Linked DNA regions of Mus musculus: region 2 is linked to region 1. Evidence: chromatin contacts called from ENCODE Hi-C or POLR2A ChIA-PET data. All regions are on one chromosome and are shown on one strand. Each heading gives the region's core, a stretch centred on a gene start or an enhancer-like site at or near the end of the contact. The rest is flanking DNA. Distances are from core to core; before and after follow the strand shown. Region 1 holds the start of 4930412M03Rik (RIKEN cDNA 4930412M03 gene). Region 2 holds the start of Srebf1 (sterol regulatory element binding transcription factor 1).

What was found. Hi-C counts contacts between places; a loop is a spot of excess contacts on that map. ChIA-PET counts read pairs that join two places held with the same protein, here RNA polymerase II (POLR2A).
Region 2: POLR2A ChIA-PET joins it to region 1 with 10 read pairs in embryonic stem cell. The contact joins the promoter of Srebf1 here to the promoter of 4930412M03Rik in region 1. A Hi-C loop is called at or near these places in 1 of 37 maps with a recorded cell type or tissue (T-helper 2 cell). POLR2A ChIA-PET finds 5 or more read pairs at or near these places in 3 of 5 experiments (Patski and embryonic stem cell).

The regions. Positions count from the first base shown.
Region 1 is chr11:60,113,683-60,117,145 of GRCm38, forward strand. 4930412M03Rik (RIKEN cDNA 4930412M03 gene) reads right to left here and starts at 1,550. Exons shown (of 1, transcript NR_164317.1): 1 at 1-1,550. The region is part of intron 1 of Rai1 (retinoic acid induced 1); the gene reads left to right.
Region 2 is chr11:60,218,947-60,222,409 of GRCm38, forward strand. It overlaps Srebf1 (sterol regulatory element binding transcription factor 1), which reads right to left and starts at 1,681. Exons shown (of 19, transcript NM_011480.4): 1 at 1,507-1,681. The coding sequence starts at 1,597.

The DNA of each region.
Region 1 (3,463 bases), core at 300-2,799:
GAAAGAGGCCCCAGGGAGGGAAGGACCCGCCCTGGGCCACCCAGCTTGGCAGGGTGCAATAAAAGAGCTCTGGTGGGGGAGCCAGGCCAGATTGCCTATCTCTGTGCTATATCAGTGTCGAATTTCTTTATTTGAATGGGGAGAGAGGGCAGCCTCCCTCTGCAGGTAGAGAAGGTGGTGTGGAATGTGGCTGTTTGTTTTTCTTTGCCCGTGAAAGCCTTATTTCAGCTCACTTGGCTGTGCAGGGCTTCTGAGACACAAGATGTTCTCTGGGGTGCCTAGCCAAAGTGGACACTGAGGGCACCCACCAACCGAGGGGGAGCTGGGAAACAACATCCTTCTGCCTGCTCCATCGAGGCCTCCTGGCCCCCTTCATCTCCATATCTCCTGGCAGACTCCAGGTTGCTTAGAAAGCCAAGGCAGCCTTTCTTACAAACAAATCTTGTTCACATGGATAGGGGGAGACTAGCTGAGTCTATCTGCTCCTCTTTCTCTACCCAGGTATTGCCCACCCAGCTAGCTCCCTTTATTCGGAGACACCTTGAAGGGACACCAGTGTCATCGTCATTTGTCAAGCCATCAAACTGAGAGCTCCTGGTACTAGGGAGGTGGATTCGAGGAACCACGGGGTGATCATGAGGCAGGGCTTTCTGCAATGGCTGCCCCTCTTTCCCTTCGGCCCCTCCTCTTCAGCCCGCTGGCGGCTGGGAGAGGAAGCCCTGCCGGCAGGTAGCAGAGAAAAGACATAGGATCCAGGGGGGGGAGTCGGAGTGAAAGCAAACAAACAGGCCTTTGTGTGGCTTCAGATTGGCGGCTCAGAAGGGAAGCCAGGCCTGTGGTAGGCGAGAGAGGGAGGAGGTATGGGAGGTCGAGCTGTAGTTGGGTTGTGGGTAGCCAGAGCTGGATGACGAGGCCCATTCCTTGTAGACAGGCAACGCTTGGGCCCTGCCACTTGACTTCTGTACAGATCTAACGGACTCCCTGGGACTAACATACCTTAGGACTAACATACCTTAGGACTGTTAAAGGCCTAGTCAGTGTCGAGCTCCCATTCCACTCTGCTGCTTGTGACTGCAAGGAAGAAGTGGAGTAGTAGGGAGGGTATCATGGCCACCCGGGAAAACAGACTTTCCAGAACCAGGAACACGGTGGGAATTCCAGTGGGGAGGCAGCCCTGTGGAGCAGGAAGGTTTACTGTGCAGTGACAGGCAGTGGGTGTCTGTAGGTAGAGATAGTATCACAAGCCCCCACGACTAGGAGTCAAATTGCCCTATCACTGGTGCAGGCCACCAGGTTGGGGGCACAGGTCCGAAGACCGGTTTCCTCGCAGAGCGTGTGAGGGGTCGTCTTGGGTAGTATAGGTAGTGGAGCTGTATTCATTATCCTAGTGAGGACACCCGCACCAGCCCGGCTGCTCAGACCAGGACCCAAATCTACTGAGGCGCGGTCGGGCCAGACGATCAGGCAGCTGCGTGGTTGCTCCGGGGCCATTTCCTCTCCTCTCCACGACCTCGAAACGGGCGGCGGGAGGGCAGACGCCCGCGCTTCCTGCCCGCCAGCCCGCGGCGCCCCCCTAAGCAGCGTTCCACACGGGAGGTGCAAGGGGCGGGGCGGGGCGGGGCGGGGCGGGCACTGAGTCGCCATGGCAGCTCCTGGCCCGTCATGCTCCGCGCTGCTGGGACCGGCAGCCAAGGCCCCGCCCCTGGTAGAGCCGGGCCCCTTTCCGGGATTGCAAAGCCGGAGGCGTGGCTTCCAGACCTGGGAAGGTACTCTCAGGGCTCTCTGCTGTCTAGCTCTCCCCTCCCCCGGGTGCCACAGCCTTGGTGCTTCTTTGCGCGGTCCTTCACGGACGAGGCGCGGGGAGCGCCCCGACACTCTCTTACACTGGCAGAGTTGTGCCCAGAGGTACTCGCTTGTCCTCGACAGAGCCCAGCACTTGGCCTCTTGTAGCTGGCAGACGTTTGGTTGCCTGGCCAGGAGGTACATTCTTACTTTCTGAGCCCGGGCTCCATCGCCTGCCCTGGGAAACCTGTAACTAAACTTTGTTGCCAAGTTTGACCCATGTAATGCTGCCCTCTCTCCGCATGCTTTTCATGCCTTGAATCCCTAACTTCACCCTCCTGATCTGCTTTCTTTCCTCTAGTCCAGTAAGAGGCTCCAATTCAGTTGGCTTCTGCCCCCTTCTGCTTGTATGGAGCAGGCAGCTAAATTTAATACTGGTCTTAGGGTCTTGGCAAGAAGATTGCCTCTTAAGCTGCTGGACTCTGCCTTTCTTCAGCCTCACCCAGGGCACACACAGGAGGACGAGAGTAGGTTTTTATGGAAGCAGAAGGATGTATCTTGATATGTAGGCCAAGAGTAGTGGTGCACACTTGTATCTCTAGCGCTTCAGGAAGCTGAGGTTGATAGGCTAGCAAGATTGAGACCAGCCTGGGTTGTATAATGAGGAGTTCTTGTGTTTCAAAACAAAACAAAACTTCCCAATTCTAAGTATTTTCTAGTCTGATAATCTGAATATGCTGACTGTAGAGAAGTTCAAAAGTAGAACCAGACCCACCCATGCCTGACATCTCAGCTCCTTTTGAGGTTGAGTGCAGCAGGAGTTTAGGATTAGCTTGTGCAACATACCAAAACCCTCATCTCAAAAAACGATATAGGACCAGTGAGATGGCTTAGCAGGTAAAGGGCCTGCTACAAAGCCTCGTGACCTGACTTTGAAGAAAACTGACTCTGGCAAGTTTTCCTCTACACACACACTCACTCATTCACACTGTATGTGTGTGTGTCCTAAATTCCTGAAAAACAATATGGGATGAGCACAACAAATGCAAAGAATGAAAGAGTCATGCTGTATGTTTGGACTTGTAAAGTATTTGATGACTTTAATAGCTTTTTTTTCTTGCTATAAAAGGAGAACAGGCTTATTATAGAACTTTTGAAAAATATGAGTTAAAAGGAAGAAATTTACCCATATTCTAGTCTCTAAAGGCATTGCCTGTCATAGGGTTATCCTTACTGTGTATGCTACCACTCTTGTAGGTACCTGAAGTATATACTCTGCCTTTCTCATATAATGCCATACAAGGTATGTTAGCATTCTGCCTAAACTCCACCCCACAGTAAGAGGCAGAGAAAGGCTGGAGAGATGGCTCCGCTATTAGGAGCACTGACTGCTCTTCCAAAGTTCTGGAGTTCAATTCCCAGAAACCTGGTGTCCCCAACTCCCAGGATGTCACCATATTGATGCCAAACTTAGTGTGGACACCGGATCGGCATAGTGCACTACAAGGTATCATCCTCTGTTCTGTGCATCCGTGGGAATCTGAGATGGGGAGTTTTAATCTTAGGAGAGCTAGCAGCCTGTTGGGCTACCCAGGTAGTCATGTCACTCATCTCTCTATCCACAGACCCTTGGCAGGTCTCTTTTCCTGCCATTAACCTCTAACAAGTGTCTTGGACCAGG
Region 2 (3,463 bases), core at 431-2,930, 110 kb after region 1:
CAGCCTTGGGAGCCAGAGGTCCAGGCTCTTGAGCCAACAGCCTGGGTCTGAGTTCTGTCTTGCTGTGGCTGCAAGACTTGGACATGTCATTTACCCTCTGTTTTTGGTCTCTTACTTGTAAGATAAAAGTATGTCTTCCAGCTGGGCCTGTCGGAAGGATTCAATGCAATTCTCAACCTAACACCAAGTACTCCATAAGTGTAGGCTATCCATGTTGGGATGGATGGACACCCAAACACCAAGAGGGAACTTCTAACAACTCAACACTGTACTCTCCTCCTCCCATCCCTCCTCTCACTGTTCCTAACCATGCCTGGATCTCAGGTCAGCCAAGATATCTCTAAACTTTCATTCCTCTTAAGTGTCTAGCAGTTTTTGTTCTCCGCCCCCCCCCCCCCAGACAGGGTTTCTCTGTGTAGCCCTGGCTGGCCTCGAACTCAGAGGTCCACCTGCCTCTACCTCCTAAGTGCTAGGATTAAAGGCATGTGCCACCACTGCCCGGCAGGTGACTAGCAGTAACTCCAAGCTTTGATGGCACATTTAGGTCTCTGATGAGGACGTAGGCACAGCAGTCCAAGGCTGTGTTGGATATAAAAAACAGCTTAGGTGTCTATCAACAGAGCATCAGGGGGCACAATCTACTGTAATCCCACAGGCCCCATTGTAGTTGTAGACACACAGTCATGATTATCTGGGGTGGAGGAGGATGTGGAGCAGCCTTAAACGAGCAAGAGAAATATAATGTTTTGAAACTGCTAACAGCCACCAGAGATCGTTGAACAGTCCACCTAACATGGATACATATCTTATAGTAACAATGACTTGCTGGGGTTTTTTTCTTCTCCAGATCCGCCGCCACTCCTTCCCTCCGCCCAATTGGTAGTTGTTGTTGACATGGGAGATGAATCATACTGAGCGAGTTCAAGTGATGTTTTAAAGGATCTAAGTGGCCTGGGGTGTGGCTCAGCGCAGAAAGCCTGTTAATATGTTCTAGAATCCGAGTTACTGCCCCAGAATCACAAAATTTGAAAAATATTCTAGAGAGCACCTTCTCTCTTCTATCAGATTTCCAATTCCTCAAACTCAGGTCCCGCCTAAAGGGCCTTTGCCTCCCCCTCCGCCTAAAAAGTATCTTTCCTTTCCGGTGAGGGGGCTGCTCCTTAGCTCTAGTGCACTCAAAGAGACCTCCCTGACCTCAATCCAAAGTAGCCAGATGCTTGCAAGCCAAGGTAAATGCAAATATCGGTTCGTGGACTTTCTTGGGAATTTTGGTGAACTCAAGAAATGAGAAACCCCGGGTCGGCCTGTGAACTGTACACAGGACCAGGCTTGAAGTTGAGTGGATACTCAGCGTGTCCAGAAACCTAGCCCACTGCGGTCCGGAAAGCTCAACCCTAGATCTCAGGCGCCAGATCGCGCAGTGCGCACGCGCCAAAGTTCCCGGCCAAGCGCCCTCGCCGGACGTGCGACCCTGCACAGGCCGCGCCGGAGCCCCGGGACACGCACCTTCGATGTCGTTCAAAACCGCTGTGTCCAGTTCGCACATCTCGGCCAGTGTCTGTTCCAGAGCCGCCTCACCGAAGGCCAGCTCGTCCATGGCGCCGGCGCCCACCCGGCTTCGGACTAGGCCCACGTTAAGGAAAAGTTCCCCGGAAACTGGGTTCCGCGGGCGGAGCCACCTGAGCGGAGGGGCGGGGTTTCCCATCAAGCCCCGCCCACCAGCCTGCATCCTGACAGCTCGCCTAGCGGGTTGAGACTGCCTGCCCGAGCCTGGTTTCTAGCAATCTCCTGCGGGTGCACAGGCACTGGGCCTTGGCTTCTTCTGTATCAGGCCAAGGGAGGGACCGAATGGAAGCCACAGGACTAGACCCAGCCCAGACATCGTTAGATTAAAGGGCCAGGGATGGGGGGCCCAGCATGAGGGTGGGAGCAGAGAACAGAAAACTCACTTCCTAGTCTTGCTGTTTAGAACCAGACAGTCCTGGGTCCAAAATACAGCAGATACAGGCCTGCAGTGGGGCCCCTCCACTATGTGCCTCTGTTTTCCTCATCTGTAGCCAGGGTCCAATTATCTATGAGCCAGCTGAGAGGTTAGAGAAGCATGGCCCATAAGACCTGTCCACCCTCTCAGCTTAGAAGTCTAGAAGTGGGCCTCCAGAGGAGAAGAGTTCTCAGGCAGAACCTGCAGGAGGAGGGGGTGGCTGGAACTTCTGATCTTGTCTTAATCCTATCAGTCCTACCATTGGAGCAGAGAGGACCTGAAGGGCCAGTGGGCTCGTACTACTCCTATAGAATGACTTGTGTCTCCAAAAGGATCTAGAAAAAGTGTGAATCTCAAAGTCAAGAAGGGATTCTGTGAGCCAGGCATGGTGGCACACTCTGTTAATCCCAGCACTTGGGTGGCAGAAGCAGGTAGGTTTCTGAGTTCGAAGCCAGCATGATCTACAGAGTGAGTTTCAGGACAGCCTGGGCAATACAAAGAAACCTTGTCTCAAGATACCAAAAAGAAAGAAGAGAAGAGAAGAGAAGAGAGAAGAAAAAAGAAAAAAAAGAAAGAATTCTGTAACAGAGGTCCTGAGGACCTGAGCCCAGCTACTGGGTCATATGTGACCTGGGGCCAGGCCAGGTGCCTGAATAAAGACTGAAAAGTGAACCCTGGGCCCTGTGACTTAGGAACAGGTAAAGCAAGGGAGGGAGGAGAGGTTCTTCGGCGTGGATTGAATAGACCATTCTGGCCCACAGGTGATGCAAGTTGGGAGGCAACGGCAGAACCTACGAGTCAACCAGGGAGGGTCAGGGCCCCAGGCCGCCCAGAAGCTGCCTTGCTCAGACTGCAGATACCTCGGCTGCTTTCACCTCCCAACCAATAGAGTTAGTTGGGGCAAGGAGGGAGGGTGTGCCTGGGCTTCACCAGGACACATTTTTGTTCCTTTCTCAGAGGAGCTGCTAGAAAATTACACAGGAGTTGGCAGGGCTATAAAACGCACATGGAGCCCTTGCTTTGGGGTCACCCTGCCATGTCCCACCATCAGAAGACACCCGGTTTTCTGAAAACTCAAATAGCCTGTCCCAGCCAGAAGGACTCAGAGGTCAGCTGAACCAGCACCACACCTGATGTGTAGCTGGGCTCACTGGTTTTCCCCAGTCAACTTACTAGAGCTGTCTCTGCAGGAAAGGGCAAGGTGTTTGGGGACATCACAACAGATCTGCCTTGTTCTGGAACTGTGTAAAGTGTACAGATCCACAAATACACATTTCATGGCTGCAAGAGCTAGGGCTACTGTCCTGTCTCGAAAAGCAAGAAAGAAAAAGAAAGGAAGGAAGACAAGGAAAGAAAAACCAAGCCCAAGGTGGGAGATCAGATCAACACAAATCTCTGCTCCACAGATTGGTTTACTAGGACAGCAGCCAAGGGGCATCTTTACCCTGTGCGGAAAGCTTGGAAAACTAATGTCTAACACCC